Regions from separate parts of the Homo sapiens genome. Here regions 1, 2, 3 and 5 are each linked to region 4. Evidence: chromatin loops called from intact Hi-C (ENCODE). Cell type or tissue: PC-9. All regions are shown on one strand. Links, peaks and the distances in the headings refer to the core of each region. The heading gives the core; the rest is flanking DNA.

The links. A loop is a pair of places that touch in the nucleus more often than their neighbours do. Peaks named below come from ENCODE experiments on the same cell type or tissue, not always from the same donor. Only the 100,000 strongest peaks of a DNase experiment are listed, where the experiment ranks them.
Region 1: a loop joins it to region 4, with 5 times the contacts of the local background. A loop is called at or near these places in 72 of 110 quality-filtered maps.
Region 2: it touches region 4 in a loop (5-fold over the local background); 22 of 110 quality-filtered maps call a loop at or near these places.
Region 3: a loop joins it to region 4, with 5 times the contacts of the local background. A loop is called at or near these places in 78 of 110 quality-filtered maps.
Region 5: it touches region 4 in a loop (5-fold over the local background); 20 of 110 quality-filtered maps call a loop at or near these places.

What each region holds. Positions count from the first base shown.
Region 1 is chr3:57,065,161-57,071,413 of GRCh38, forward strand. The region is part of intron 1 of SPATA12 (spermatogenesis associated 12); the gene reads left to right. It also overlaps a transcript of ARHGEF3 not described here. Among named protein-coding and RNA genes, the nearest start is that of SPATA12, 7.6 kb to the left of the region's middle. RefSeq lists an enhancer at 3,550-3,929. In PC-9, for the core only: no CTCF peak of the experiment used is centred there; DNase peaks (open chromatin) are centred at 611 and 3,481; H3K4me3 peaks cover 615 bases; H3K27ac peaks cover 4,849 bases.
Region 2 is chr3:57,167,412-57,173,664 of GRCh38, forward strand. It overlaps a transcript of IL17RD not described here. Among named protein-coding and RNA genes, the nearest start is that of IL17RD, 5.2 kb to the left of the region's middle. In PC-9, for the core only: CTCF peaks have their summits at 2,907 (motif pointing right) and 3,108; a DNase peak (open chromatin) is centred at 2,940; H3K4me3 peaks cover 820 bases.
Region 3 is chr3:57,080,768-57,087,020 of GRCh38, forward strand. No RefSeq gene overlaps it. Among named protein-coding and RNA genes, the nearest start is that of SPATA12, 23 kb to the left of the region's middle. In PC-9, for the core only: no CTCF peak of the experiment used is centred there; DNase peaks (open chromatin) are centred at 2,684 and 3,074; H3K27ac peaks cover 2,803 bases.
Region 4 is chr3:57,003,287-57,009,539 of GRCh38, forward strand. It overlaps a transcript of ARHGEF3 not described here. Among named protein-coding and RNA genes, the nearest start is that of SPATA12, 54 kb to the right of the region's middle. RefSeq lists enhancers at 3,208-3,739, 4,295-4,589. In PC-9, for the core only: a CTCF peak has its summit at 3,700; DNase peaks (open chromatin) are centred at 3,305, 3,915 and 4,405; H3K4me3 peaks cover 1,914 bases; H3K27ac peaks cover 3,267 bases.
Region 5 is chr3:57,096,542-57,102,794 of GRCh38, forward strand. IL17RD (interleukin 17 receptor D) reads right to left here. Exons shown (of 13, transcript NM_017563.5): 10 at 5,938-6,048; 11 at 4,638-4,822; 12 at 1,055-1,997. Among named protein-coding and RNA genes, the nearest start is that of SPATA12, 39 kb to the left of the region's middle. RefSeq lists an enhancer at 675-1,874. In PC-9, for the core only: a CTCF peak has its summit at 3,731 (motif pointing right); DNase peaks (open chromatin) are centred at 2,560 and 3,730; H3K27ac peaks cover 1,734 bases.

The sequences.
Region 1 (6,253 bases), core at 370-5,369, 62 kb after region 4:
TTACTTGCAAAAGGCCGGGCGCAGTGGCTCACGCCTCACGCCTGTAATCCCAGCACTTCGGGAGGCCGAGGCGGGCAGATAACTTGAGGTCAGGAGTTCGACACCAGCCTGGCCAACATGGTGAAACCCTATCTCTACGAAAAATACAAAATTAGCCGGGTGTGATGGTGTGCACCTGTAGTCCCAGCTACTAAGGAGGATGAGGCAGGAGAATCACTTGAGCCCAGGAGGCAGAGGTTGCAGTAAGCTGAGATTATGTCACTGCACTCCAGCCTGGGCAACAGAGCAGGACTCCATCACAAAACAAAAAAAAAAGAAATTACTTGCAAAAGAAAAACTGTATTTTAGGATGATAAATATTCTGGAACTAGTGGTGATATCTGCACTACCGTATGCATGTGCTAAAAAACAGACTGGGTACTTGAAAAGGGTCAATTTTGTGGTATGTTAATTATACCTCAATAAAAATAAAAGCTATAATAAATGTTTAATGTCTTCCAAATACCATGTTCTCATACAGGCTGAGTTCCCACCCAGGCAGCCCCAGATACCTACAGTTTCTGTGGCCAGTGACCCACCACAGCTAGGTGGTAGCCTGCGGAACAGGAGAGGCAAGGTCATCCTCATTACGGCTGAGTCACAAATGCTGCATTAGCACACACAGCCCCCTACAGCTAGATCTACGGAGCATGCACCAATTTGTTGCAGATAAATGGCACCTTTTACTTAGGCCCATGAACTCTCAGGTCTTCAGTCTTAAAATGAAATCTAAGAGCTGGGCACAGTAATTCACATCTGTAATCCCAGCTACTCAGGAGGCTGAGGCAGGAGGATCACTTGAGGCCAGGAGGGCAACACAGTGAGACTCTGTCTCCAAAACAAAAAAAAAAAACCCTAAAATGTAAGAAAAAATCCTTTCAATCAGAACAAGAAACTCTGCACCCCCACTGCCAATCTGCCCACCCATCTGGTCCACCTGTAATTGCAAGAGAACAAGGGAGGGACTTATTTTGCAGTCAATCAAAGGGGAGGGAATTCTTTCCGAAATGTTCTCCTATCTGTACCAACAGCACACTTCCACTTCCAACCATTACACTTTTCCTTTCTTTCTTTTTTTTTTTTTCTGAAACAGAGTCTGACTCTGTCACCCAGGTACAGTGGCATGATCTTGGCTCACCGCAACCTCCGCCTCCCAGGTTCAAGCGATTCACCTGCCTCAGCCTCCCAAGTAGCTGGGATTGCAGGCACCCGCCACCATGCCTGGCTTAATTTTTGTATTTTTAGTAGAGACGGGGTTTCACCATGTTGGCTAGGCTGGTCTTGAACTCCTGACCTCAAGTGATCCATCCGCCTCGGCCTCCCAAAGTGCTGGGACTATTGGCGTGAGCCACCGCGCCCAGGCTTTTGCCTTTTTCCTTTCTTCTGAACAACCTCAAACAGTATTTTACCCACTGTGATGATTAATTTTATGTGTCAACTTGGCTAGACCATGGTAACCAGCTATTTGGTCAAACATTCTAGACATTTCTGTGAAGGTATTTTTTAGATGAGATTAACATTTAAATCAGTGGACTTAGAGTAAAGCAGATTATTCTCCATGATGTGGTGGGCTTTATCCAATCAGCTATAAGCCTTAATAGAAAAAGACCGACCTCCCAGAGCAGGAAGAATTCTACCCAGAGAGCCTTTGGGCTCACTGCAACTCTTCCCTGGGTCTCCGGCCTGCCAGTCTACCTTGCTGATTTTTGACTCACCTGGCCTCCACAATCACATGAGCCAATTCCTAAAAATCAACCTCTCAATAGATAGATGAGCGATTGATTGACACACATCCTGTTGGTTCTGTTTCTCTCCAAACCCTAATACACACCCAAAATAAGTGATTTTCCAATAGAAATTGTCTGTAAGGACCTGTACTTGCATGAAATTTCAAGTCACCAGATAAATGAATAAAAATATATTTTTTAAAAACCACAAAATATGGCAACCCAGAAAGAATAACATTTGTCGGCCAGGCGCGGTGGCTCACGCCTGTAATCCCAGTACTTTGGGAGGCCAAGGCGGGTGGATCACAAGGTCAGGAGATCGAGACTATCCTGGCTAACACGGTGAAACCCTGTCTCTTCTAAAAATACAAAAACAAAATTAGCCGGGCGTGGTGGCGGGCGCCTGTACTCCCAGTTACTCGGGAGGCTGAGGCGGGAGAATGGCGTGAACCCAGGAGGCAGAGCTTATAGTGAGCCAAGATTGCGCCACTGCACTCCAGCCTGGGTGACAGCAAGACTCTGTCTCAAAATAATAATAATAATAATAATAATAATAATAATAATATTTGTCTATATACTGATCAAAGCTATCATAGTAGATATATTTGTTTTCAAATGCAACTTTAGGGTGGGTGCAGTGGCTCACACCTGTAATCCCAGCACACTGGGAGGCTGAGGCCAGAAAATCACATGAGGCCAGGAGTTTGAGACCAGCCTGGGTAATACAGAGAGACCCAGTCTCTACAAAAAATTTAAAAAATTAGCCGGCGTGAGACCAGGCACGGTGGCTCATGCCTGTAATCCCAGCACTTTGAGAGGCCGAGGCGGGCGGATCATGAGGTCAGGAGATCGAGACCATTGGCTAACACGGTGAAACCCCGTCTCTACTAAAAAAAAAAAACAAAACAAAAAAATTAGCCAGGCAAAGTGGCGGGCTCCTGTGGTCCCAGCTACTCAGAAGGCTGAGGTAGGAGAATGGCGTGAACCTGGGAGGCAGAGCTTGCAGTGAGCCAAGATCACACCACTGCACTCCAGCCTGGGCGACAGAGCAAGACTCCGTCTCAAAAAAAACAAAAACAAACAAACAACAACAAAAAATTAGCCGGTGTGGTGGCATGCACCTGTAGTCCCAGTTACTCTGGAGGCCAAGGCAAGAGGATCACTTGAGCCCAGAGGACACTAGACACGCATAGGGTAACTATTGTTTCACCAAATAATTCAGATATGCGCGCACACACACATACACACACACACACACACACACCAGGTTACCAGGTTGCAGTCTATGTTTTACAATAGGTCACAGTCAAAAACATGGGAGAAGCCACCATACTCCACCACACAATAAATGCTTAATAAAATTTGGTAGCATCATCATTCTTATCTCACTCTAAAAGGTAATACGTTCATTTTCTTCATTAGCATTTATTATCACAATAAAATAGAGCTTCTAACACATTTATCAATGCTGCCACTCACTGCAGTGCTGTTTAAGAGTCATTGCACCTCCCTAAATTAACTTGCCAATTCTCTCGCCTCAAAAGGACTCAGGCAATCATTTAAATAATTTCTGACTCACAAAGCTGGCCAAGGATTAGCGAGGCCCTGCCCAGCCCAGAACACATGAAATGTGAGTGATTTGTTAAGAAAACCATTTGAGTTTGCAAGACTGCACAGGGCTTTTATAAAACTAAAGCCATGCTGGAGAGAAACAGTCCTCCCCACCCCCTTGGGAGATGTGTCATAGAGATAGGTCACACAAGGTCAGCCAAGCTGTACCTTCTGAGACTGGGCAGGAACTGAAGCGCCAAACCTCAACTGTGTAACGTGCTTCCTTGTTTTGGGGTTAGGTTATATCATTGTGTTTTTCCCCTAACTTTCCATGTGCACACACACGCACACACCCCCCTCACTAAAGGATGGAAACAAAATCCCTATGAACTGCCGGTTCCAACAACTTAAATAAGGGAATCTGCTAAGGCAAAAGATCTGATTTTTTTTTTTTTTTTTTCTGAGACCGAGTCTCGCTGTATCACCCAAGCTGGAGTGCTATGACGTGATCTTGGCTCACCGTAACCTCTGCCTCCCAGGTTCAAGCAATTCTCTGCCTCAGCCTCTCTCTAGTAACTGGGATTACAGGCACTCACCACCACGTCTGGATAATTTTTGTATTTTTAGCAGAGACGGGGTTTCACCATCTTGGCCAGGCTGGTCTTGAACTCCTGACCTCGTGATCCACTTGCCTCAGCCTCCCAAAGTGCTAGGATTACAGGCGTGAGCCACCACGCCTGGCCTAGATCTGAGATTTTGAAGACCTCAAAACATATATTCTATTGCATGTAAGTTTCTCTTCTCCCAGAAACAAACTAAAAACACAGTCCAAATTCATGCTTTTTTAAATTGCTTTTTTGAAACAACTGCAATAAATAACTCTAATCTCTGTCTCTCAAACACACACACACACACACACACACACACACACACATTGTTTGTTTAAAATGAGAGCTCCTCACCCCAGATGAGTTGAGGTATGAATGGATTTGAAGTTTCAAATGTAGTTTCCCAGGTTGTTCTTTAAGTTTAGAAAACAAGGTTCCAAGTGATACAAATATAGGCACTCCATTTTTTATTATTTCTTTCTTGAAAATAAAATCATGTATTTGTGCTGTGCCAAAGCATTACATCTGGAACACATAAGTACATGTCAGGGTGTAAACTAAGCTTTTTTTTTTCTTTTGAGACAGGGTCTTGCTCTGTCGCCAAGCTGGAGTGCATTAGTGTGAGCACAGCTCATTGCAGCGTCAAACAACGGGGCTCAAGCTATCCTCCCACCTTAGCCTTCCAAGTATGTGGGACTACAGACATGTGCCGTCACACCCAACTAATTTTTAATTGTTTTATAGAAATAGAGTCTCGCTTTGCTGCCCAGGCGGGTCTCAAACTCCTAGCCTGAGGCAATGCTCCCACTTCAACCTCCCAAAGTGCTGGGATTACAGGCATGAGCCACTGCGCCTGGCCTAAACTAAACTTTTAATATGTGATATTACTCCCTTTTTATTTTTATTCCATTCTTCAAACTATGATGTGAGTGAATTGGGGGTGAGGGGCTAAGATTGTTTTAGCAGCAGAACTCTTTCCTCAAATGAAATTGTACCCCTTTGCCCAACAGATAAAACAAGATAAAATGGAGCCTGGCTTCAATTCTCCTATCACCACCTGGTGCCTCCAGGGCTGTGGGGTCTCCCAGTTCCCACCACACTTCTCCAGGCATGAAGCAAGGGGTTATGGGAGTATCTTAGAGATCTCCATCCCATCCTTAGCATGAAGGAAAGCCAGATCTGTCATATGTGTGTCCAGGTGCCAGATGCACTCCCATTTCACAAATTCAGGAGTTAAATGTCTTACCCAAGCCTTAAATTAGACACTACAGTATACTGTGTTACTTTCTTCAAAAAGGAAAGAGACATTTACATCGCTGGAGTTTTGTCTGTGCAGTTTGATGGATGGGTCTCAGAGTGCCTACTCAGCAGACTCAATGACTAGGGAAGCTGAGTGAGCAGTGCCACCAGCAAAAAGGAATTTAGGTTCCACAGTTAATATTGTTAAGATGGCAAAACTCCCCAAGTGATCTACAGAGTCAATGTAACCCCTGTCAAAATCTCAGGTCTCTTTTTGCAGAAACTAACAAGCTGATCCTAAAATTCATAGGGAGATCCAGAACAGCCAAAATAATCTAGAAAAAGAAGGTCAGGCTGGGCACAGTGGCTAACACCTATAATCCCAGCACTTTGGCAGGCCAAGGTGGGAGGACTACTTGAGCCCAGGAGTTTGAGACCAGCCTGGGTAACACAGCCAGACCCAGTCTCTACCAAAAATAAATAAATAAAAATTAAAAATTAGCTGGGTATGGTTGCACACATCTGTAGTCCCAGCTACTTGGGAGGCTGAGGTGGGAGGATTGCTTGAGCCCAGGAGGTCGAGGCTACAGTGAGCAGTGATCATGCCACTGCACTTCAGCCTGGGTGACAGAGCAAGACTCTGTCACAAAAAAAAAAAAAAAAGAAAGAAAGAAAGAAAAAAGAAAAAGAAGGACAAAGTTGGAGGATTCATACTTCCTGATTTCAAAACTTACTACAAAGCTATAGTAGTCAAGACAGTATAGACAGCAATACTGGCATAAGGATAGACATATAGATGAATGGACTAGAATTGAGAATGCAGAAATAAATGCTTACATTTATAGTAAATTGATTTTTGACAAGAGTGTCAAAACAATTTAATGGGGAAGAAGAGTCTTTTCAACACATGGTTCTGGGACAACAGGATTTCCATATGCAAAAAATGAAGCTAGACCCCTACCTCACACCACATACAAACATCAAATCAAAACAGATCAAAGTTCTAAATCTAAGAGCTAAAACTATAAAACTCTTATAAGAATATATAGGCATATGGCTGGGCGTGGTGGCTCATGCCTGTAATCCCAG
Region 2 (6,253 bases), core at 503-5,502, 160 kb after region 4:
CCCTGGGTTGTTCTCAGCCCCCACAGCAAGGATGTCCAGCGTTTGGCCATGAGAGTCAGGGGTGCCAGGGGCTGAGATGAGGCCAGGACCATATGGGTTTTGGTGAAACAGGGAGGAAACAATGAGGCGACCAGCTCCTTAATCTATGTGACATTCCAGCCTATACATGCTTTATAACTTATTAAACAACCCCATGCTAAGGGACATCTGTTAGAATCAGTGATTCAAAAATACCCTAACACACTTACCTTGACACATTGATTCAATGATTTTATACATTTCTAGAATCAGAATTGCTGGATTATGCACATTTAAAATTGTCAAACTGTTCATTATGGTATTATCACCATCTTAATTGGCTTCTCTGGTTGCGAATGAGGTAGATCATGTTCCTATGTATTTGTTGGCCATTTGTATTCTTTCTCTTTTTTTTTCTTTGAGACGAAGTCTCACCCTGTCACCCAGGCTAGAGTGAGTGATGCAATCTTGGCTCACTGCAACCTCCGCTTCCCAGGTTCAAGCGATTCTCCTGCCTCAGCCTCCCGAGTAGCTGGGATTACAGGCGCGCAACACTGCACCCAGCTAATTTTTTGTATTTTTAGTAGAGACGTGGTTTCACCATGTTGGTCAGGCTGGTCTCGAACTCCTAACCTCAGGTAATCTGCCTGCCTCAGCCTCACAAAGTGCTAGGATTACAGACGTGAGCCACCACTCCTGGCCCATTTGTCCTCTTTCAGGAATTGGACTCCAGGAAAAGGAGCAGTACTTAGCACTTACAAGAGAAAGAGAACCTCAAGGAGAACATTGGTTAGAGAAAACTGTTTCTCCCTGGGTTTTACTCATGTCACCATATGATTGCATGACAGGGAAGGCAGAGCCCCACTCCTGCTCCCTTTCTGTCTGCACACCCACCCACTATTGAATTCCCTCCCATCCACAGCTCACTGCAGAATCTGGCAACCGACAGCCTCTGAAAACATGCTGCAGGGTTCAGAGAGAGCACAAGCTTTCCTGAAGCCATGTGGAGGGCACAAGAAGGAAAAGCCTTAAGCGTCCAGTCTAAAACATGCCTAGAATGACATCCCTCAGGACCAGGGATGGGGAGGCCCTCCTATTTCCTTTCTAGGAAGGCCACCAGCATGTATGTGAGTGGCAGGAGAGCCACAGACACCAAAGGGTCAAATCTGGTCAGGAAATTAAGGTTGTAAATTGGCATTTGGCAACATTCTCTGTATTCTGGTCTTTCCCATTGATTCTCCCATCTCCTCCTTTCTGGTTTTTTTGTGTTGTTGTTGTTTTTGTTGTTGTTTGTTTGTTTGTTTGAGACGGAGTTTTGCCCTTGTTGCCCAGGTTGGAGTGCAATGCCATGGTCTCGGCTAATTGCAACCTCCACCTCCCAGGTTCAAGCGATTCTCCTGCTTCAGCTTCCCAAGCAGCTGGGATAACAGGTGCCTGCCACCATGCCTGGCTAATTTTTCATATTTTTAGTAGAGGTGGGGTTTCACCATGTTGGCCAGGCTGGTCTGGAACTCCTGATGCCAGGTGATCCACCCACCTCGGACTTCCAAAATGCTGGGATTAAAGGCGTGAGCCGCCGCTCCCAGTCTCCATCTCCTCTTTTTATCCCAACCCTTCAGAATAGCTGTAAGGCTGCAGGGAGTGGACCTCTCTGTCCTGGAAGCTGAGCTAAAATGAGGGGACCAGGCCCCACATGCCTTTCATGGATCACAGTTTCCTCCAGGCCACAGTGGAGCTCAGCTGTGGAGGTGACCAGAAGATGAGCTAGGGAAACCCTCCCTCAATACAACACTTGGTCTCACCTGCCAAGGCCAGGATTGCCTGTAGTCCAGTCACACTTTCAGCCACTCCTCGTGGTGAGAGGTGGCTGTCATCTGATTCACCTCTGCCCCCATGCCTAGCACTCTGTCTGGCACGCTTCAGTGGGCAAGAGACTGTCACCACCTCCCCCTCTTTGGAACAAAGCTGAGAATTAAACAGATAAAATCACCTTAAAATAAGCTGTTGATGAAATGTAAATATATTTTCCCACTCTAATTATAACCTAGCCAGATAAGAAAAATCCTTAACGCAAGGATTGGATTTTGTTAGGGGTCAAATTATCCCGTGAAACATAAAAAAAGATAAAGTGATGGTGGAAGTAATTTGTATCATGAATCATTTTGAGCAGGGAATAACTAAATACTATTTTAATGAACAGTGTTAGAAGCAGTCGGCCCAAATTCTAATTTATTTTGGTATTGTGAGAAATTAGTGTATGTTTTCTGTATTAATAAAGACATTAAAGGTAAAGAGTGTCACTGTACCCCTGACCCCAGTCTCCCAGAGGGCTGAGGGTGCAAGGTTTCCCAGGCTTTGGAGGGAGCAGTATGTGGAGAACTGGTACCCACCTGCAAGCCCTTAGTCCCTGAGACCCCACAAGACTGCCTGGATGTCAATCAGGCTACCTGGCAGTCTTGGCTCCAATGGGGTAGGCGTCATCATCCCCACTGCACAGATGGGGAAGCTGATGCTCAGCGAGGGGAAGTCTGCTCGCGGTCACAGAGCTGGGGTTCAAACCGGACCCCGATCGCCTGGCCTGGGACCGCCTTGCCTGGGACGAAAGGCCCCAGACTCAGCTGATTCCTCCAGACTCTTCCTGTCTAGGACGCCAAAAACATGGCCTTCCTAAACCCAGCCTTGGCGCCTCCTGCACAGCCCAGAGACCCAGGGCGGCGGACAACAGAAAACCTGGGGCGGCGGACCCAACCCTGCGCCCAGAAATCCCAGGACGCCCACCCCATAGTTCTGGAGCGGTGCGTACCTTGGCCACTACACGGAATTCACCGGCCCACGGCCACTTCCCGTTTCTTTTCCCGGAGGAAAAGAAGAGCGGATGTCTAGTCTCCAAGGTAACCGCGAGGGGGCGCGCGCAGTCCAGGTCGGAGACCGCCGCCCCAGACTACCCTGCACTGCGACCGCACAACAAGTCTTTCTAGATCAAAGCCGCCAGGGCAGGTGGGAGTACTCTGCTGTTATTCAGAGCTGGTGCTAAGCTTTAGGGGAAGTAGAGTCCAGGGGGTCGTAAGAAAACGGATCAAATGGGTCCTTTCAGTAACCATGTGGCTTTGGGCAACTCCATCTCTCTGGATGTCAGTTTTCTCAGATGGCAATACTGGAATGACGGGGATGCAGACCTCGGGTTTTTTTTGTTTGTTTGTTTTTTGTTTTTTTTCCGAACCTGAAGTAAGCAAATGACTTAGAGCCTGAGTGAATGTTACTGCAGGTAGTGGACCAGGAGTTGATGCAGCCAGGGCCAGCTCTTATTTGCAATTCAGTTAAGACCTGGGGAAATGGCCACGTCTAATCTTCAGGAGATAACATCCTGGCTTGGATCCGCACTATACTGGAAGGCTAAGGACCATATCCTGTTTTCCATTCATTAATTAATTCATTTAACAAGTATCAATGGAATCTCTGCACCATATCAGACATTATGCCAGGAGTGGGGATCAGAGTGAACAACAGGGCACTGTCATAGTTGTCATTAACCTGCAAACAAACATTCCATGGAGGACACTGGCATTACTCAAATAGCCCTATGACTAGGGAGGAATTACTAGTAGATGAGTTGTTTTTGAAGAAGGGATCCCTGAGCTAAGATTCCAAATATAAGAGTTACCTGGGCAAAGGGGAGGGGAGCAGAGAGAGGAGAACTGTTCTGGGCAGAAGGAATAGCATGTGCAAAGGCCCTGGGGCAGTAGGGAATGTGGCAACTTCAAGGAGCTGAAAGAGGCTAATGTGGTTGGAGAGCAGTCAGGTGTGGCGGAATGGTGCAAGGTGAGCTGGTGAGGCCTACAGGGGCAGCCAGGCAGTACTTTATGTCCTGGTTTGAACCTAAAAGTAGCTAACAGCTTCTTAGGATTACTTTAAGGGCAGAAGTGGGGCTATATTTTGAAAAGATTCCTGTATTCCAAGTGCTGAGCACAGGGTATTTCCTGGCATTTAGCCAGCATTTGATAAATACTGTTGAGTGAATGAATGAATGATCACCATCTTTACTGAAATTCTGAGTTTTAATGTCTTGAATGAATCCAAGACTCATTAAAAACCCTAGGAAAACATCCAACCCTACTAAAGCTCCAAATAATGCGAATGAAACAAACTGCAGAAACATTTTCTTGTCATCTTTTGAGGTTATTTTTATTTTGTAAATTTCTGTCTTATTTTTAATAGACTTTTAAAAGAATAATTATAGATTTACAGAAAAACTGAGATGACGGTACAGGAGTTCTTATACAAAAGAAACCAGAGTTTCTTTAGTTATTAACATATTACATTAGTAAGGCACAATTAATGAACTGAGGCTGATACATTATCATTAAAGTCCAAACTTTATTCAAATTTCCTTAGTTTTTACTTAATATCCTTATTCTATCCAGGATCCCAGCCAGGGTATCATGTTACAGTTAGTTGTCATGTCTCAGGTTCCTCTTGGCTATGACAATTTTTCAGACTTCCATTGTATTTGGTGACCTTGACAGGTTTTTTTTTTTTTTTTTTTTTTTTTTTTGGAGACGGAGTCTCACTCTTGTCACCCAGGCTGGAGTGTAATGGTGCGATCTTGGCTCACTGCAATCTCTGCCCCCCAGGTTCAAGCAATTCTCCTGCCTCAGCCTGCCAAATAGCTGAGATTACAGGCGCCTGCCGCCATGCCCAGCTAATTTTTTTTGTATTTTTAGTAGAGATGTGGTTTCACCATTTTGGCCAGGCTGGTCTTGAACTCCTGGCCTCAGGTGATCTGCCCGCCTTGGCCTCCCAAAGTTCTGGGATTACAGGTGTGAGCCACTGTGCACAACCGAATTCATACCTTCTATGGCTGAGTAGTATTCCATCATATATATATATATATATATATATATATATATATATATATATATACCATAGTTTCTTTATCCACTCATTGATTGATGGGCATTTGGGCTGGTTCTGTATTTTTGCAATTGTAAATTGTGCTGCTATAAACATACATGTTTATATATGTATGTTTACATGTATGTGCAAGTATCTTTTTCGTATAATGACTTCTTTTCCTCTGGGTAGATACACAGTAGTGGGATTGCTGGATCAAATGGTAGTTCTACTTTTAGTTCTTTAAGGAATCTCCACATTATTTTCCATAGTGGTTGTACTAGTTTACATTCCCACCAGCAGTGTAGAAGTATTCCCTTTTCACCACATCCATGCCAACAACTATTATTTTTTGATTATGGCCATTCTTGCAGGAGTGAGGTGGTATCACATTGTGGTTTTGATTTGCATTTCCTTGATTGTTAGTCCCATGCCGGGCTAATTTAAAAAAAAAAAATCCATAGACAGGGCTTTTCCATGATGCCCAGGCTGATCTCAAACTCCTGGGCTCAAGCAATCCTCCTGCCTCAGCCTTCTAAAGTGCTGGGATTACAGGCTTGAGCCACTGTGCCTGGCCTATATTTCTTACTATCCAACAGAAGCTCTTTCTTATTTAGTTGTTGTCCCTTTTGCTGAGCATCTTGTTCTTGCTTAAAGAAGTAATTCTTTCTCTTATCTCTCTGAGGAAATAGTTTTATTGAAGGTCTCTTCTGTTTCCTCCAAATGCCTTTTTTCTGTTTGTTTGAAATTTTAAAACAGAATCAACTTTTTATGGCTCCTCTAAAAGTGGAAAATAGATATGCTATATTAGCAGGTTAGGACTTAAACTGGGTAATTGACATCCACAAGGATCGAAGATAGGTCACATATATCAAGAGGAAAGAGGTTCCACTGAACCACTCAAATGAGATGTGGTTGATAAACAACCTGGAGCAACCGTGGCAACTCTTAGCCATTTTACTCTGTGAATTATCACACCTATAATGTTTAGCTCTCCCTTCACCTAGATGAATTGTTTTTTGTTTTCTCTGATACCATCATGAATCTAAATGATATGACTTGTGATATAAATGAATACATAATCATAATGAATAGCGTTTTTATATTCAACTGTTAATCTAGCAAGCATTTATTGAGTGTCTCCTGTATGCCAGGCACTGTGCAAGGCACTGGAAAGGAATATGATCAAGGTCATGATGTCCTTGCCCTCCAGGAACTCACTCTCCAGGGCAGTCCCTTACACTTAGCAGAGTCCAGTGCCAGTGAGACTGAGGGGCAGCCACTTGCAGTTCCATTTAACAGACGTGAAGGATGTGAGGCTCCGGGTGGTTCCCTGGTTTGCCTA
Region 3 (6,253 bases), core at 665-5,664, 78 kb after region 4:
AAGCAAAGGGCTTCTCCTCTCTCTGAAGAGCCTGCTCCCTCATCTGAGCCCAGCAGTCCCTTCAGATCCGCCAGCCAACACCTGGTGTTCTACCCAGGCAAGCTTGTCAAAGAGAAAAGTTTTCTTTGCATGAGATTCAATTTAACAATTATTTGAGCATCTACTACATGCCACACACTGTGCTAGGCTCTGGGGACAGTAGTGACTGGATACCAAGATAGACACTATCCCTGACCTTATGGAGCTTATGAGCTGATGAGGGAGATAGTCGACTGACCCCTCACCAGGCAGCAAGGGATCAGGATGTGGTGACAGACACCTGGAAGAAGTACTGGCCCAGGCAGAGCACAGGTCACACTGCTGGAAGTCCATGGACGGGGGAGGTAAGGGGAGAAAGAGGCTGGAGGGGCCTTGATGGACAAAGTGAGACATTAGACCTTGTCCACCGAAAGGTTCAGACAGAGACATGATGGGATGTGAGCTACAGTTTGAAGACATCACACTGGCTGCTGAGTGAAAGATGATGTGGCAAGTGAGTCTCCTATATACAGCCAAAGGCAATGTGCCTTTTTATTATTACTAAAGGCAAATGCCTTGACTTCCTCTGTTTTATAATTCAGGATTTCCGGAAAGCAGGACACATCTGCAAGTAGGATATTTAGATTAGCAACACAGCAATTTAACCCACAAGGTTTCTATGTGCAGCTCTCCCACCCTCTCCTATCCATGCTGTGCTTGGCCCTGAGGTGGGCTTAGGGTTGGGGAGGACTTCGTTCCTAGACTCAGACTGAGAGTCTGTGGGGGGAGAGGTGATACACCCAAAGACAGTCCTTTATGGGGTGAGAGAGAAGATAGGCAGGAAATGTGGATGTCTATCCACAAAGTTTGGAAACTGGTGAAGACTCCAGAAGCCTCTGATGGTCAGTCATCTCTTCTCCTTGAAATAGTCAGTTTATTCATAAGGGCCCGTTCTTAAGTTCAGTTCCCTCTCCCCAAACTACAAGACAGGATGAGAAGGCCATGTACGGTGGCTCACACCTGTAATCCCAGCACTTTGGGAGGCCAAAGTGGGAGGATCACTTGAAGCCAGGAGTTTAAGACCAGCCTGGGCAACAAAGTGAGATCCCTGTCTCTACCAAAAATTTAAAAATTAGCTCGGCGTGGTGGTGTGTTTCTGTAGTCCCAGCTACTCAGGAGGCTGAGGCAGGAGGATTGTTTGAACCCAGTTTGGGGTTGCAGTAAGCCATGATCACACCACTGTACTCCAACCCGGGCTAACAGAGAAACCTTATCTCAAAAAAAAAAAAAAAAAAAAAATCAGGCTAGGGTGGGATCAGGGCAGTTACTTAACAAAATCATCAATTGGGGAAGCCAGGGTTTCTGCAAGAAACCCCCACCTGGATGGGCAAAGGATGAGCTGTGACTGACACCAGGCAGAAAAGCAATGGAGAGGGGCCAGGGCAAGGGGCTGGGTAGCACCTTCAGGGAAAGCAGCCGCAGGAGAAGGCACAACCAGGGTCAAGGGTGGGACTCTGAGATGACTGGCCCCAGCCACCTAGTAACCACTGGGTACCTTGAACACTTGCTGAGTGTCTGTTGTGTGTAACCTTACATTTAAAACCCTCTGCTTATGTAACACTACTCACTGTAAAGCAATATAGAAAATAGCAGAGGTACAAAGAATAAGAAAACCCACCCACAATCACACCATCCAGCAGTAACCACTGTTAATCTGTGTCCTTTATTTTTCATTTAACATATTGTGAATGCTTTCCTTTGTCGTGAAATATTCTCCCACAACATGATTGCTAAAGGCCATTTGGTCCATTGTATGCATGTGCCCTCTTATAATCAATTCCGACTGGTACTTGGTTTGTTCCTCATTTCTCGTTATCAGGATAATGCTTAGTAATGAATTTTTTGTTTGTTTGTTTTTTGAGGCAGAACCTCACTCTGTTGCGCAGGCTGGAATACAGTGATGTGATCTCACTGCAACCTTCACCTCCCAGGTTCAAGTGATTCTCGTGCCTCAGCTTCCCGAGTAGCTGGAATCACAGGCACCCACCACCATGCCCAGCTAATTTTTTTTTTTAATTAGAAATGGGGTTTTGCCATGTTGGCCAGGCTGGTCTCAAACTCCTGGCCTCAAGTGATCCACCCACCTTGGCCTCCCAAAGCGGGGATTACAGGTGTGAGCCACCACTTCCGGCCTGAAAATCTTTTTTTTTTTTTTTTTTTTTTTTTTTTTTTTTTTTTTTTTGAGGCAGGGTCTCGGTGTCTTGCCCAGGCTGGAGTGCAGTGGCACAATCTCAGCTCAGTACAACCTTGACCTCCCAGGCTCAAGTGATCCTCTCACCTCAGTCTCCCAAGTAGCTGGGACTACAGGCGTGCACCACCATACCCAGCTAATTTTTGTATTTTTTTGTAGAGACAGGTTCTCACTATGTTGCCAAAGCTGGTCACCAACTCCTAAACTCAAGCAATCTACCCGCCTCAGCCTCCCAAAGTGCTGGGATTATAGGCATGAGCCACCATATCCAGCCTCAAAAATCTTTGCACAACAAATGTAAGCACGCATTTTTAGTTACTTACTAAAGATAAAACCCCAGAAGTGGAATTACTGGAAGAGACATTTAACTCTCTGCCTGTAGCAATGCACTGTATAGATGCTCCCCCTCCCCCACTTTTTGGCATTTGAAAGGTGTGCCGTGTCCGGTTGCAGTCTTCACCCAGGGGATGGTGATGTGTCTGGGTATCGGTCTTTTTTTTTTTTTTGAGACAAGAGTCTCACTGTATCACCCAGGCTGCAGTGCAATGGCGCGATCTCGGCTCACTGCAGCCTCTGCCTCCCGGGCTCAAGTGATTCTCCTGCCTCAGCCTACTGAGTAGCTGGGATTACAGGCCCACGCCACCACACCCGGCTAATTTTTGTATTTTCAGTAGAGACGGGGTTTCACCATGTTGGTCAGGCTGGTTTCACACTCCTGACCTCGTGATCCGCCCGCCTCGGCCTTCCAAAGTGCTGGGATTACAGGTGTGAGTCACTGCGCCTGGCCTGGGTGTCAGTCTTATTGTTCAGGCCTAAGCAATGCTCTTCAAGTGCTACTAAAAGCCTTCTTTGGAAGCAAGTCCTTTCTGCTTTCATAATCTGGGTTAGAAAACCTGAGGAGCAAGGCTGAGCTGGGGAGTGGGAAGACAGAGAGAGGCTGTGGAGTGGGAAATACCTGAGTTCAAATACAACTTGAGCCCTGTCCTGAGGTGGGACATGGGCTCCAAAGTCCCTTTGGGAGGCTGAGGGGAGCTCAGGCACTATGCAATGCATGGCATAGTAGCAGGCATCCAACACACATTGGTAATTCTGATACGGCTCGTGTCGCTAACCAAACCTGTGTCTATAGCAAGCTATTATCCAGTCTGAGGACAGGAACCACAGGGTGTAAAACCTTGAGATAACAGAGCCTTGTGGGGGAAATACATAAAACAGCCCAGTCGTTCTCCACTCTGGGATCATGGTAAATGGATGGGAGCCATGTTCCAATTTGCAAAGTGAGGCACAGATGCAGTTTTCTCTTCTAGGGAGCCTTTTAAATTTACTAATAACTGTTATTTCTCAGCCGGGCACATGGCTCATGCCTGTAATCCTAGCGCTTTGAGAGGCCAAAGCAGGTAGATTGCTTGAGCCCAGGAGTTCAAGACCAGCCTGGGCAACATGGTGAAACCCCATCTCTACAAAAAAACACAAAAATCAGTGGGGCATGGTGGCGCAGGCCTATAGTCCCAGCTACTCAGGAGGCTAAAGTGGGAGGATCGCTTGAGCCTGGGAGGTTGAGGCTGTAGTGAGTGGATCTGCAGCTTGGGGTGACACAGTGAGACCCTGTTAAATAAATAATAAAAATAATAAAGAAAGAAAAGAAAAAAACACTATTATTCCCTATCTTGATGACAGCTAAAACAGATAGTAATGTTTTTGAGCACTTGTCATGTGCCAGGCACTGAGCGGGCTATCCCCTCCCATCCCCTGCTTTATCCTCACAACAACCCCATGAGGCAGGTACATTTTTTTACCTTCGTCTGACTGATGAGGAAACTGAGAACCAGGGAGATGAGGTGACTTGCCCCAGTGACTACTCAGTGGTAGGGTGGGGTGCAAGCTGGTTAAAGCAGTAAAACAAGAGTCCAGTCCAGATGGAAGGCCTCCGCAAGGGATACGGCCTCCCCTCATGAAGCAACATTCTAGTGAGCAAGAGGTTCCTGAAGACACATGTCAGGACCTAGACTAGAGGTGGACAGTAGACAGGGAAGGTCTCATTGCAAAGGAGGGATGGAGACTGAGAAAGGGTGATTCAGGTAGAAGAAACAGCACATGCAAAGAACCCGGGGCAGGAACACAGGAGTGAGGAATTTCAACAGTCTGGTATGATCAGAGAAAGAAGGGACACAGAGAGGAGAAGTCAGCAAGGCATCACATAAGAGATTCGGTATTCACTTCCAGGGCCACTAGTGGTTTTCAGCAGAAAGTGACATCTGATCAAGTACCCATCTCCCTTGAAGACCATTCCCAGCTGCCCTGTGGAACTGAGACCTCCAGGAGGCAGGGATTCCATTTCAGTTAGCTACGCCATCAGCTACCCAGGCCAGGGCCAAGGGAGACATTCAGGAGAAATCCCATTTCGTAACTGTACACCTCCTAACCTGCCCCCATGACTCATCCCTATAGGAACAGGGGCTTTCTGCGTGCCATCCTTTGTGCCCAGAATTTCACCCAGCCTCAAAATAGACCCATTAGGTACTGAATTATTAACTGTTTTTTTGTTTTGTTTTGTTGTTTTGAGACAGAGTTTTGCTCTGTCGCCCAGGCTGGAGTGCAGTGGTGCGATCTCGGCTCACTGCAACCTCCACTTCCCAGGCTCAAGTGATCCTCCCACCTCAGCCTCCTGAGTCGCTGAGACTACAGGCACATGCCACCATGCCCAGCTGATTTTTGTATTTTTAGTAGAGACGGGGTTTCAACATGTTGGCCAGGCTGGTCTCGAACTCCTGACCTCAGGTGATCCGCCCACCTCGGCCTCCCAAAGTGCTGGGGTTACAGGTATGAGCCACTGTGCCTGGCCCTATTATTAACTGTTTTCTAGATGGAGAAAATAAGTCCTAAACAGGGCAAGGCACCTGCTTAGGGAAACACAGAAAATGGCAAACTGAGATCTAAGTTCAAGATGCCTCAGACCAAAGCCTGCCTCAACTTTAATCACAATGCTAATTTTCATCTCATGAATAATAACACACAATTATACACAGGTGTGCAAGATACTGAAGCATATCTACCTCCAGAGATACAGAACCAAAGGCAGGACCTGACTGTATTTGCATTCAGCTGCCAGGCATGCTCCTGCCTTTCTTTTCTACAAGTTTCCTCTGGCCTGGCCTTGCCCAACCTGGTAGGAAGTCTATGGTTTGTTTTGAGGCTGATGTCTGCCCACTCCCCAGAATGTCTCTGACCAGCAAGAGTGAAAAAGACCAGGCAGAGCCATCTCATTCTGGAAGACTGTTATTTGATCTCCTCCCACCTCCCTCCACTAATTTCTAAAACTTGGGAAATTGCCCTGACCTTGTGCTGATGGTTTGAGAAACAACCCCTGCCTTTGTTCACATTCAGAGTGGAGAGTGGTCATCTGCCTGGCACAGAGACCTTACAGCAGCAAGTCCAGAAAAATGTATCTCTATCAGGATTAAATGGCAACCAGGAAAAAAGGAGTCTGGGGAATGGAACATCAGCAGATCTCAAGGTGCACAGTCAACTGTCACAGGCTATGTGTGGTCAGCTATTGGGAACCCCAGAGCTAATGTCTTAATTTTGCCAAATTAAGTTCCTCTTCAACCCTCACCTCTGCAACAGCCAGGCATGGACCCACCCTTTTCTTTTAGGGGATAGAAATGATACAACTTATCACCTGACAAAGCACTTGGCCTAAAGTTCCTTGTGGGCATGGAACTGTCTCCCACCCATCCCGATATGGCCCCCAAAAAGCCCAAGACCTGCTCTTCCATTATATAATTAATAGCTACTATTCACCAAGTACCTGGCATTTGCTGAGCACAGCCTTGGGTACTTTATATACTCCATCTCATTTAATCCTCACAATAACCCTTTGTGGTGAGTATTAGGCCCATCTTACAGATGAAGAAACTGAGTTTCAGAACACTTAGATGACTTGCCCTCAACTCTATACATAGGAAGAGGTGGAGTCAGGAGGGC
Region 4 (6,253 bases), core at 587-5,586:
CAGCTACTCGGGAGGCTAAGGCAGGAGAATCGCTTGAACCCGGGAGGTGGAGGTTTCAGGGAGCTGAGATCGCACCGCTGCTCTCCAGCCTGGCAACGAAGCGAGACGCCGTCTCAAAAAAAAAAAAAAAAAAAAAAAAAAGTTAAATAACTTGCCAATATCACCAAGCTCATGAGTGACTGAGCTAGGACCTGACTCCAGGCAGGCTGGCACCCAAGGCTGTGAGCTTAGCACTACAGGGTATGAGTCCATGTGGTGGGCTGAATAATGGCCCCCAAAAGATGTCCCCATCCTAATTCCCAAAACCTAAGACTTTTTTACCTTACATGGCAGAAGGCATTTTGCAGATCTGATTATGTTAAGGATCTTGAGATGGGGTGTATCGTGGATTCTCCAGGTGGGCCCAATGTGGTCAAAAGGGACCCTCTGACAGGGAAGCAAGAAGGTCCGAGCAGTAGTAGGAGATGTGATCATGGAAGCAGAGGTCAGAGTCATGCCAGGAAGGGGCCAGGAGCCAAGGAATGCAGGCTGCCTCTAGAAGCTGGAAAAGCCAGGAAACCGATCCTTCCCTATGGCCTCCAGAAGGAGCCAAGCCTGCTGGCATCTGGACTCCAGCCCAGTGAGACTGCATGGAGACTTCTGATCTCCAGAACTGTAAAATGATCAATGTGTGTTGTTTGAAATTGCCAGATTTGTGGTAATTTGTTACAGCAGCCACTGGAAACTACCACAGTCAATGACCCTGACCCCAGTCCTTGCCCTCAAGGAGCTCATTCATCCAGAGGGAGGCAGAGAAGCTACCACCTGCTCCTAAAGACTGGATGGAATATGGGCCCCAGCCGTGCCCAGTGAGGTGCTGTGCGAACCTGAGGGAAGGTGTTCGGTCCACACACACAGGACCCTGACCTTCCCAGCAGAATGTCCTCGTCAGCCACAACTGGTTACAAAACCCAGGGAGATAATGACAGTCTGGAGCCACTTATTTGCAGATGTTTCAGTGGATTCATTTTCTAATAGATCCGCCCTGATAACGTGTCCACATTTGCAAGAGATAAAAAGCTGGCAAGGGAGACAGCAACACCCTCGGGGCTTCCTTCCTGGAATCCTTCAGTGGCTCGTCTGCATTTACCAGCCAGGTTTTCCTTCTGTTCTCTTCAGTTCCTCACCGCACCTTCAGACAGCTGATGCCCGACATTTCCTTTCTGTCTGGCCAAGGCCAGGCACATAAGCAGATTATTCTCATGTAAGAGAGGCAGCAGCATCTTCAATCTACAGATCCCCTTTCAAGTAAACTGGCCCCAGCATGCACTGATCTTAAACAACATGTCACAGAGTCTTACCCCAGCTTGTCCAAGCAAACTGAGATTTCATTACATGCCTAGACAATAATAGTTTATGCAGCCGGCGCAGTGGCTCATGCCTGTAATCCAGCACTTTGGAAGGCTGAGGCGGGAGGATTGCTTGAGGCAAGGAGTTCAAGACCAGCCTAGGCAACATAGTGAGACCCTGTCTCCGTTCTAAAAATTAGCCAGGCATGGTGCTATACACCTGTAGTCCCAGCTACTCAGGAGGCTGAGACAGGTGGATCACTTGAGCCCAGGAGTTTGAGGCTGCAGTGAGCTGAGATTGTGCCACTGCAGTCCAGCCTGAGTGACAGAGCAAGACTCCATTTTAAAAATAAATAAATATATATATATATATATAGCTCTGTAATCCCTGAAATAAATGGAGGTACAAAAAAGGAAAGTCTTCCTCTTTATAGATGCTTTCTTAGAATCTGCAAGGGATCTCAGCCCTTGCTAAAATGTAGACTATAAGGCCAAAATTATAAGCTACAATGATTCTACTAGGCACCTCCTAGGTGAACAACAGCTTCAGAATTTGAGAGATTTGAGAGATGGGAATGGGAACGTCCAGGAATAGCTAAAAGAAATGACAGCATTTATTGAGTACTTAATCTTATCATAATACTTACCATAATACTACATCCTAGGTACTAACATTTATCCCCTTTTACAGATGAGGAAATTGAGGCACAGAGCATAAAGTAGCTTGCCCACGAACCACAGTTAGTAAGTAGTGGAGCAGAATGAGAGCCCAGGGAGGCAAACTCAACAGTAGAAATGTCTGTGGCAACCCATCTCAGTGCCACCTGTCCCCACTGCCACACAGTCAAATCAAACAAGGGAGAAAGGAGTGTTGCCAATGAGAACTGGATTTTTTTGTGCAACGGGGCAATCTCAACATGAATCACAGACTCACTGGAAGTCCTCTAAACAAGCCTAGCATTTCAGTTGCTGTGACAGCCTGCCCATCCTGCTCCCTATCGGGAGGGGTTCCTGCCATCTCTGTCTATAGACCTCACTCATCCATGTCTGGCGCTGAGGGTCAGGACCTGGAGCTGTAAACTGGGTCCTTGAAGGAGTGACGGCATCACTTCCATAAAGCTCCGTTCTCTAATATGTAAAAAGCAGAGAATAATGTTTGCTGGGCACCCGGCAGAGGGCCTCCCTTCTGTACCATAACTCAGCATAGAAAGGGAAGGTTACATGCCCTGGAACAAAAATACCCCTCAGATTTGCCAAACGCTTTCTAGTGTTCAAAGTTTTTTACGTATGCGATCTCCTCTGGGATAAATCAATATTATTTCTTGTTAGGATATGATGAGCACCTATTAGAAGTGACAAACGCATATGACAACATACAGCCTTCAAGCCTATAATTAACTTACCTGTAACACTGCACCCACATAAAGCCTGATGGCCCCATAACTGTAAATAAAGCTATCCCTAGCACCTGGCACACAGTTGGTGGCTTAATCAATGTTGAATGAATATTGGATAACCAGGAACCACTTTTAATAGGATCTGCCATGTTCCCTGTTCCCTGGAGCCACATAAAGCAAGTGTATATATAGAAACCATCCCAGTCATGCATTAAAGTAACGTGAGAGCAAATCACTGAGAAGCCAAGTTCTGCCACACCTGCCAGGGGAGCTCCCAGCTGTCGATGCCAATGACCAGCGTGAGGTATCTGGAGAACCACTACACCGACAAGATAGATTTCAGTTGTTTTCAAACAAGCCATCAAAGTGGCTAATGGCTTCCCTCAAAGAAACCCCACACCTTCAGCCAACAGACAAGGAACTCATTAGGCGGAGCTCCCCGCTCCGATCTCCACTGTCCACAAGCTTCTTCCAAGCCGTTAGGAAAACAGCTCCCCAGAGCCCACATGCTGACAGGCAGCATCCGGGGTGATCAGATTTCTATCAGTAAAGACACATGGCATTTCTCTCTGGCTCCAGTTCAGAATCTCACCCCACCCACCCCCAACAGGCAGATCGTAGCTTTTCATAGGTCCTAAATAATCCGGCCTTTAAGAAAATGCTCGTGTATCAGTGACACACACAACATCACCAACACAGTCACTCGTTCAATGTGCTGCCTGCTCTCGACACCCCCCCAAACACGGTCACACTTTCTCATGCCCGCCTGGAAATCCATCTCCATCAGAACCAATGAACCAGCATCTCCCTTGGGCCCTAAGCGCCACAGGAGTCTCCCTCCTGACATTCAGAGAACAACCCTCCCTGGCTGAGTTTTCCCAAAGCTGGATGGCACAACCCTGCTTAGGGATCTTTAAGCCCAAAACTCCTGACCCAACATCCAAGTGATATTCCACTGACACACGGTGAGAATTTGGGCTGCTGGTTCTGCCCGTGGAGGGGCCACAGGGGGCGCTCCTGGGGCGATGGTCACACTGTGCTCCTCACTCTGGGTGCTGACTATTAAGGTGTGCTCAGCATGTGAAACCCAGCAAGGTGTACAGTTACTTGTGCACTTTTGTTTTTATGTTATTCATCCATAAAGAATTAATAAATAAGGTGCTGACTCACATGAATTCTCAGTTTGTTCTGGAATCTTAGGAGTCGAAGGTGGGGGGGTCAATAACACCATACTTCAGCCACATAAATCAGACTTTCTCAATAGCCTGAAAAACCAGTTGTTCCTGCCATTGATTGCGCTGGTTCCAGAAACACCTCCAACAGCCCTGAAGGAAAGACAGCCATGAAACAGTCACCACTGCACGTGCCTTCTGCTGAGGCTGAGCTGGAATTGATTTTGTTTATTCCAAAATCAGGCTTGGAAAGTGAGAATTTGGTCTTCCAGGTGAAAACAGGCAGGCATCTTGGTTTTCTGCAGAACCTCCTATTTTTAAAATTGGGTTGCTCACAGGGGATGGATGCTTTGACCCGAACACACAATGTTTTTCAAAAACAGAGGCCATGCCTGCAGTGTTGCGCCCGCCCCTCCACATTTACCACCACACTCAGCCTCTTCCTAGCCGACCAGGGACGGGTGAGTTCCGGGAACTCTGCTGCTCATGAGTCACCCTCCAGGGGCCTGACAACTGCTCCTGGATCCTGATCAGTTTTCTTCAAGAGACTGGCTTTGGTGTTTAGGGCTCACGCTGCAATAGCTTGCAAAAATAAAACTTCTCTCCTTATTACGAGCAGAGTGAGCAAGCACATGAGAACACAAGAATCAAACCCTGCCCCTCTCCTCCTGCATAACAGGAAACATTCATTTCTGAGCCCCTAGGTCAGGCTATCATTTGGCAGCTCAACTATTTTAGCAAAGGCAAGTTTCTCATCACCTTTTCCCGGCAGGGCTGCTTAGCTGGGCACCTTGGGTTTGTGCCATGGTCCAGGGGCAGTCTGGACTTTCCTGGCCAGAGGACAAAGCTGGATTGGCCTAACACCACGAGAATTTTTCTAGCCTGCTTTGTGCTCTGCTGAGATCTCCAAAATATATTAACCGTGTAGATCCTTGGGCAGAAAATTCTCTGTTGAGCCACGCTACATGTACTTTCCTAGAACAGATCAAACTTCAGCAAAATTAAATCTGTGAGCTTTTCAGTATGATTAATCCCTAGGAGGTGGCCCTGCCAAGAATAGCCTTGTCTGGAAACGTGTGAGCCTTTTTGGCTCAACCGAGAATGAAGACCACGCTCACGCTTCCTGGGGCTCCTGTGGTCACTCTGCTAGCTCCACAGAGCAGTTTGGATGACCCCTTTACCTGCAATAAAACTCCACGTAACAGCCCGCTTGCCAAACAGAAACACACTGTCTGGATGGAATTGGAAGAAATAGATCTGCAGTGGGAGCTCCAGAGAGCTGGATTCCACGGACAAGCCTTTTTTTTTTTTGAGACAGAGACTCACTCTGTTACCCAGGCTGGAGCGCAGTAGCGTGATCTTGGCTCACAGCAACTTCTGTCTCCCAGGTTCAAGCAATTCTCCTGCCTCAGCCTCCCAAGTAGCTGGGATTATAGGCAATTACACCCAGCTAATTTTTGTTATGTTTAGTAGAGACGGGGTTTCTCCATGTTGGCCAGGCCGGTCTTGAACTCCTGGCCTCATCTGATCCACCCACCTCAGCCTCCCAAAGTGCTGGGATTACAGGCATGAGTCACTGTACCAGGCCCTGTCATTTTTCTCTGGACCTCTGTTTCCGCATCTGTAAACCCTAGGGGCACAAGCACAGCATCTCTCAAGTCCCTTGCAAGCTGGTGGATTTTCAATTCCAGCTCAAAAATATATTTAAAAGAATTTTTTTCAATGAATTGCCAACATTTCAAAGTCCAGATGGCTCTCATGAGAATTGGGAAGTTTTACATTAAGATTCCAATTTCTACATGATCTTGGGAAATTGGCAGATCTGGCCCCATGGGCTAGCATTCTCAACAGGAGGCAGGAACCAGGATGGGCCATGAGTTCCTGGGAAACAGAATGCATGGCCCAAGCCATTGCTCTCATTTTCATGATGGGCTGGCCCTGTGAGCCTCAAGTTTGAGGCTCCCATTCTGAGGTCCGGCTCCTCCCCACCCCTGCCCTTTAACATATTGCTTAAACTTTTTCACTTTTCATTTCAGCTGAACGCTCAAGAATGAACTATGAAATCAAAATTTTTTATTTAAAAAAAATAGTACCAAAAAATCTGTTAAGTGGAGATCCACCAACTTGGGGCCTATCCCCCAGCCTGCCTGCAATTCTGACACTGCTCATGCAAGGAACCTAGAGCTACTTCTAAAGTTCCCCGGACCCTCTGACCTCTATGGGCTGTCTCGCACAACCCGCCACCCCTTATCCCAGTCCCTCAGCCCCTCAGCCAAGAATCCATGTTTGGGACCCATGACAGTGAGGCTAGAGGCGGGTGGATCTCTGAGCGGGGTGGTAGCTACATCTGCATTTT
Region 5 (6,253 bases), core at 682-5,681, 93 kb after region 4:
TGCATTTCACTGGGCTGGGCAGGTGCTCATGGCAGAATGTGACTGGATCTGGGTTTGGACTATGGGCTCTGTATAAACGAGGCAAGAATCCCAACCAACTCAAGATGGGGCACTCTCATCCTCCTAACAGGTTCTAGTTCCCTTAGTTGAGGAAGGAAGAGATATTTCTTAAAAGTCAAGCGTTTAGGCCGGGCGCAGTGGCTCACGCCTGTAATCCCAGCACTTTGGGAGGCCGAGGTTGAGGGATCACTTGAGGTCAGGAGTTTGAGACCAGCCTGGCCAACATGGTGAAACCCAATCTCTACTAAAGATACAAAAATTTAGCTGGGCATGGTGGCGCATGCTTGTAATCCCAGCTATTCGGGAGGCTGGGCAGAAGAATCGCTTGAACCCAGGAGGCAGAGGTTGCAGTGAGCTGAGATCATGCCATTGCAGCCTGGGCGACAGGGTGAGACTCCATCTCAAAAAAAAAAAAAAAAAGTCAAGGGTTTGTATGCATGACTCCAACTAGTTACAGACATGGTAAGGGACAGCCTGAGATGGCATCTACCTGATGCTCCCTGCAGAAGTAGGCCTTCCTAGAGAGCCCTCATACCTGGGACCCTATGCTGAAGGATAGAAAGAATACTGTACCCATGAATCCCAGACTCAATGAATGTAGCTTTAAAGACAATGGGGGCGGGGGGTGTGAACATTACAGGTCTAAAAAAGACGCATCCACAAACTGTTACCCAAGACCCTTGGGGCCCAATGTGTTTTCGTGTCTGATGTTTTTGGAGTTTAGAAAAGTGATACAGTGCATAGTCTGTATGTGGCACAACACCCCTTGCAGGGTCTGGGCAGCTCACTATAATTTAGCATTAGTATTTCTGCAACTCAAACATGTGAGTACTCCCATCACCTGGTATAAATCAAGACTACCAAACGAGCTGTGTTCTCATCAGGTTTCATTGCCCAATAAGTTGGCACCAAAAGTGGAAAAACGCTTTGACTGATTTCAGAAGCATGGTCAAAGGCTGCGGCCTGTTAGGACCCGGCCCCAAAGGCACCTTACCCAGGCCTGAAGAGGAGGACACGCTCTCCGTCAGGGAAGACGTTTCTGTCTGGTCCGTCGAGAGTCCTTCCATCAGTGGCAGAGACAGCTCGGATGAGGGCACAGACGAGTCATAGATGCCTGAGTCCCGCGGCATGTCCGAGGGGCTGCCGGCTTTCACCGTGTGCAGCAGGGGTTGCAGGGCGGCGCTACCGTCAAGGGCAGGCCGGGCCTCCCCGTCTTGGTCCAGGCCCCCATGCTGACTCTCGTGCTGGGAGTCGGCTGGTCCGGTTGCCCCAAGAACAGCCGCCTCTACCTTTAGGCAGAAGTCACTCTCAGGCCCTGGTTTGCACATGACATCATTTAAAACCAAGCCCGAATCAAATTTCTCCAAGACTGGCTCCCGGTAGCGCAGTGGAGGAGGATGGAAGGGAACGAACTGCTTTTCGAACCAGTCGGGCTCCTCGTCAATAAACTGGTGCATGTTGCAAATGGCGACGTATAGGGACCGGCCTGACTTGCTCCGGAAGTAGTTCCTTCTGCTGCCCTGTCGCGTGTGCTGCCCCGGCTCCTGGAGGCCGTGGTCTCGGGAGTGCAAGTGGGAACAGAGCTGAGGAAGATTGTCCATGAGTCTGTACTTGGTACTCAGGTCTAGGATACCGGGGACGTCTCCCTCGCAGGAATAATCAAAGTAGACGGCGATAAACTTGCTGAGCGCCGCGGACGAACTCTGCTTGGCCTGGCGGAGCTTTTCGGCAATGGCTGACACCGCCACCAGGAAGAGCTCTCCTTTCCCCGAGCCTCGGCCACCTCCTTTGTGTTTGTAGTTCTTCTTGTCCACAAAGTACTTCATACCTTTGGAACAAACCACAATGATGAACTGGGACTCGTGGATCTTCTGGATGACCCATTCTCTCTGCCCTTCTCTACAGAGGCTGAAGTCTTCCCACAGGTCCAGAGCCACCTGGAAAGAGAACAAGGCACCTCACCCATACAGAAGGCTCGGGAAGAGGCTCGGGAAGTGAGTAACAGGAAGGGAAATGTCAGAAGGAGGCCATCTCATCTGCCCCTTAACCCTTATTAGCACAGCTATGTGCAGGCTCCAGGTTACACCATACCAAGGAACAGCTAAAGTTCCGTGGGTGATGGTCACACCCTAGTCCCTCTGCAAAAACTTGCCATCCATCCATTTTTGTATCACATGGAGTCATTACCACTCCTGCCCTACAAGTGAGGGGACAGAAGCGCAGTGCTTTTGGCACCTTGCCCAAGTCACACCCTACATAGGATATCCTCAAGGAAGCAACAGGTGGTAGAGAGCACAGGACAGAGAAACTGAGGTTGGTTGATCTGGTGAGTGAGGTGCCTAGATTGGAGGGGCAGATTCTGGAGAGAAGGCTGGCAGGCTCTGAGAGGAGGATGTGGATGAGTGACTCCAAAGTGAGCTGGGAGATGGGGCTCAGGCCTGGATGCCAGTCACCCACAATTATAGGTGACTCACATCCAGACAGTGACTGACAAAGGGGACCTATCTCGACACTCTCATAGCCTCAGGCTCACCTATGTTGTTTACTAGTTGGTCCATGGCTGGAGAGGAGGCTAGTGAACTGCATTAACATGGTCATTCTGAGTAACTCACTCAGGACTGGCTAGCACCTTCCTCTATGGCTTCACACAGGTATACAAGGCTACATCTCTACAAGGCTGGTAATTGACAAAGCTTTACCCCCAAAGGCGGTCTGGTAGAGAGACTGTGGGCGTGGCTGACAAAGGAGAGAAAAATCAGACATGTGTGGCCCCTTAGAGGACTTCACCTTCTCAGACCACTTTTACCTAATTCTACCAGAAACATCTCTTGGTTATTGTGTTGATGTCTTTCCTTCTGTAGTTATTAATTCCCAATGGCTATGACGAAACACAGCAGCCACACTATCTTACAGGGAAGGGCATTCTGAAACGACTTTGTTCTCCTCTTCTGCTCTAAGATGTTACCAATGGGGAAAAAGCCCCAACATCCATCCACTTGCTGAAAATAACCCTGAATTGTCTTATACTTTCCTTAATTCTTGTTAACATTACACATGCTAAAAGCTCAGTGGGAGTATATACCAAGCATTTTTTAAATGTTTCTATCTTTGACCCAGCAATTCCATTTCCAGGCATCTTTCTTGGGAAATCATCACAAATGGGACAATATTGAACCACTGAGATGTTTAATATTTGTATTAACTCAGTTATGGCAAATCAATATGGAGGATCATGTAGCTATTTAAAATTGCAGTTGACATATAACTACTAATAGTGTAAAAAATTATTAAGAGACTGCAAAAAATCATTTCAATCAGCCCCAAAGGCAAAACTGTACGTGTGAGTTCACCTATATGGAAAAAGACTGGAAGGAAATAAACCACACATGAAATATGAGTTCCTCTTTCTAAGATTTTCCTTAATCAGTTTGGGATTCCAGACAATGTTTTATTTATCATCCTTTTCTAGTTCCAAATTTTCTACAATAACTATTACACTAATAACTGGAAGAGCGTTTTCCCCAGAGGCTAAATACTTGTGAAGTAGAGCAAACTTGGTTGCCCGTGGTATCTGAAAACTGTGTGCCATTGGCTAGAGTGTAGTTATTTTTCAGCACGTGCTGATCCACCAACCTCACGCTTTCATGCAGAGGGAAACTAGGCTAGCGTAGTATGTTATGTTGACACTAGGGGGCAGCCTCACCACATGGAGAGATTCTGAAAAACATGCCAATGGGCAGTTTCAAAGCAAAAACAACTTCCAATCACACAGTTATTGTACAGTTCTTGCATTTTCAAGAAACAGGGTATGTCTTGCATGAGAGTTTCAGACTTCACTCTAAAAATGTACATTCTGACATTATAGAAAAGCATATTAATAAGATATTAATAACTCAAGAGAACAGCTAAGAAACCAGAGCAGATCATTTCAGTGCTTGACAAAATATTGTTTTCTGGGAGTGCTCCCTTCCTACCTCCCTGTTCTCTCTGGCCAGTGCCGTCTCCTGCATCATGAGTTTCTCCCTGTCTATGATTCCACCAGTCAATGGTCAAACAGCTTCACAGAGCCCTTCGTTTATCACTTCTCCCTGGACCTCAAGATCCCCTCTAATGGCAGCCCCGTCCTTCATTCCCCTTCTCAGCAGAACTCCTCCAAACAATTGTGCGAACTCACTGCTTTACTTGCCACTCTCTCTTTGACTCTCCAAGTGGGGCTTCTGTCCTGAACATGCTCACTAGGATGTCATGAGTGACACCCCTCAACTCCAATTGCATGTTTCCACGGAAGCTACTGGTCTTCTTAATGCTTACAAAACTTCCTGCCAGGTGGGTGCCACTCAAAGCTTTAGAGCAGGAGTTTGTCAGAGTTAGAACTAAGTATTATGAAATATTTAGTGCTGGTGATGGGTAAGACAGACTGAAAAAAGAGTGCGAGACTATCCCCAGTTTGAAAGCTGTGGCACTAGTCAAGGGCAGGTGTCACCACAGGAGGCCCAGAAGAGAGGAGAAGGCAGCGGGGAGAGAGTACAGGGCAAGTGTCCTGGCCAGGGTAGGAGAAGGAACTTTAGATTCCGCACCTCACAGCCACAGAAGTCCTGGAGGAAGTAGGCGAAACACTGGACGACATTCATGTGATTCTGGCCATCTTTACTGGAATAGCAGAGAAAGACCTTCGGCCGCGGCCGGAGCCTCTCTCTTGGGAGTGCTGCAGTGTATGTGGAAGACTCAGAGCTCTCTTCATCTAAATGTGAATATATATTTTCTAAATTGGAAAAGAAGATAAGGTTGATACTTGCAAGCAACGCTTTGTTCTATTTCCTAAGAATTGAAACCCAGTGCTATCTTCAAGAAAGAACACGTCTACCTAGAGCAGTCCCATTCCCCAACTCCATCAGCCCCCTCTGATCATCACTTGGAATGGGACAGCTGATTTCCGCAGTGGAGCAACGAATGGTCAAAAATTGTTCTTTACCTGAAATTGATCTTGGATAAACTAAGAAATGCTGCAGGGGTCACCCTGGTTAGCAGAGCGCTACCTTAGTTAGCAGAGTGCCCAGAACTGGCTCTTGCAGCCAAGTGCACCTAGTAGACCAATTAAGCACAGGCAGAGCTGATTTTTTTTAAAAGTTTTTATCGATGTAAAATTTACAAAAGTAAAGTACATAAATCTTAAGTGTACATCTCAGTGAATTTTTATGGAAGTATATAACTGTGTAATCCTCACCCAGACCAAGCTATGGATCATTTCCAACTCCTCAGAAGGCTGTCTCATGGTGACTTTTGTAAATGACCAAGCCCTACCTATATCCTTACTTATACTTCAGGCTTCCTTTATGACCCTGAATTTACTCTCCTATCATTGAAAATAGAATTATGGGCCAGATGCAGTGTCTCATGCCTGTAATCCCAGCATGAGAGGGAGGCTGAGGCAGGAGGAATGCTTGAGCTTAGGAGTTCAAGACCAGCCTAGGCAACATAGTGAGACCCCATGACTACAAAAAAAATTTTTTTTTAAAATTAGCCAGGCATGGTGGTGCATGCCTGTAGTCCCCAGCTACCTCAGGGGGCTGAAGTGGGAGGATGGCCTAAGCCTGGGAAGTCGAGCCTGCAGTGAGCTATGACTGTGCCACTGCACTCTAGCCTGGGCAACAGAGCGAGACCCTGTCCCAAGAAACAGATATATAATGATACCTGTTTTTTTTAGTGGCTCCTGAGGTTAAAAGCCAAATATTTTAATTCTGGGAACTGAATAGTAGGAGCTATGAGGCTTCCCAGGCGCCATCCTGGAGGACCCAGGTACTCCCAGTCTCTCTTTCTCTTGGCAGCACCCCCTGGCCTGCCCCTTGTTGTGGGGAGACACAGCACACAAAGAGATACCTTGTTGCTTCTTGCGGCACATCACAGTGAAGAGCGTCGCGAATGCCGATATGACTACCAGTGGCACTGTGATGGCCACGGCTCTGATGGGCCCGGCCCACGGGGAGTGCACTGGGAAATTTCAAAGGGAAAGTTTTTAAACTTAAGCAGTGTAAAGGTTCAAAGAGAAACAACTTTTTTTCTTTTTAAACATAAGCCGCATAACAGGTTCTAGGACCATGCAACCACCTTTCTCTAGTGTGGTTTGGTGATTTAAAAAGGATTCAAAGGTTCATATTTAAAGAGTTGCAAAGAACAATTCAACAGTTAAGAGTCA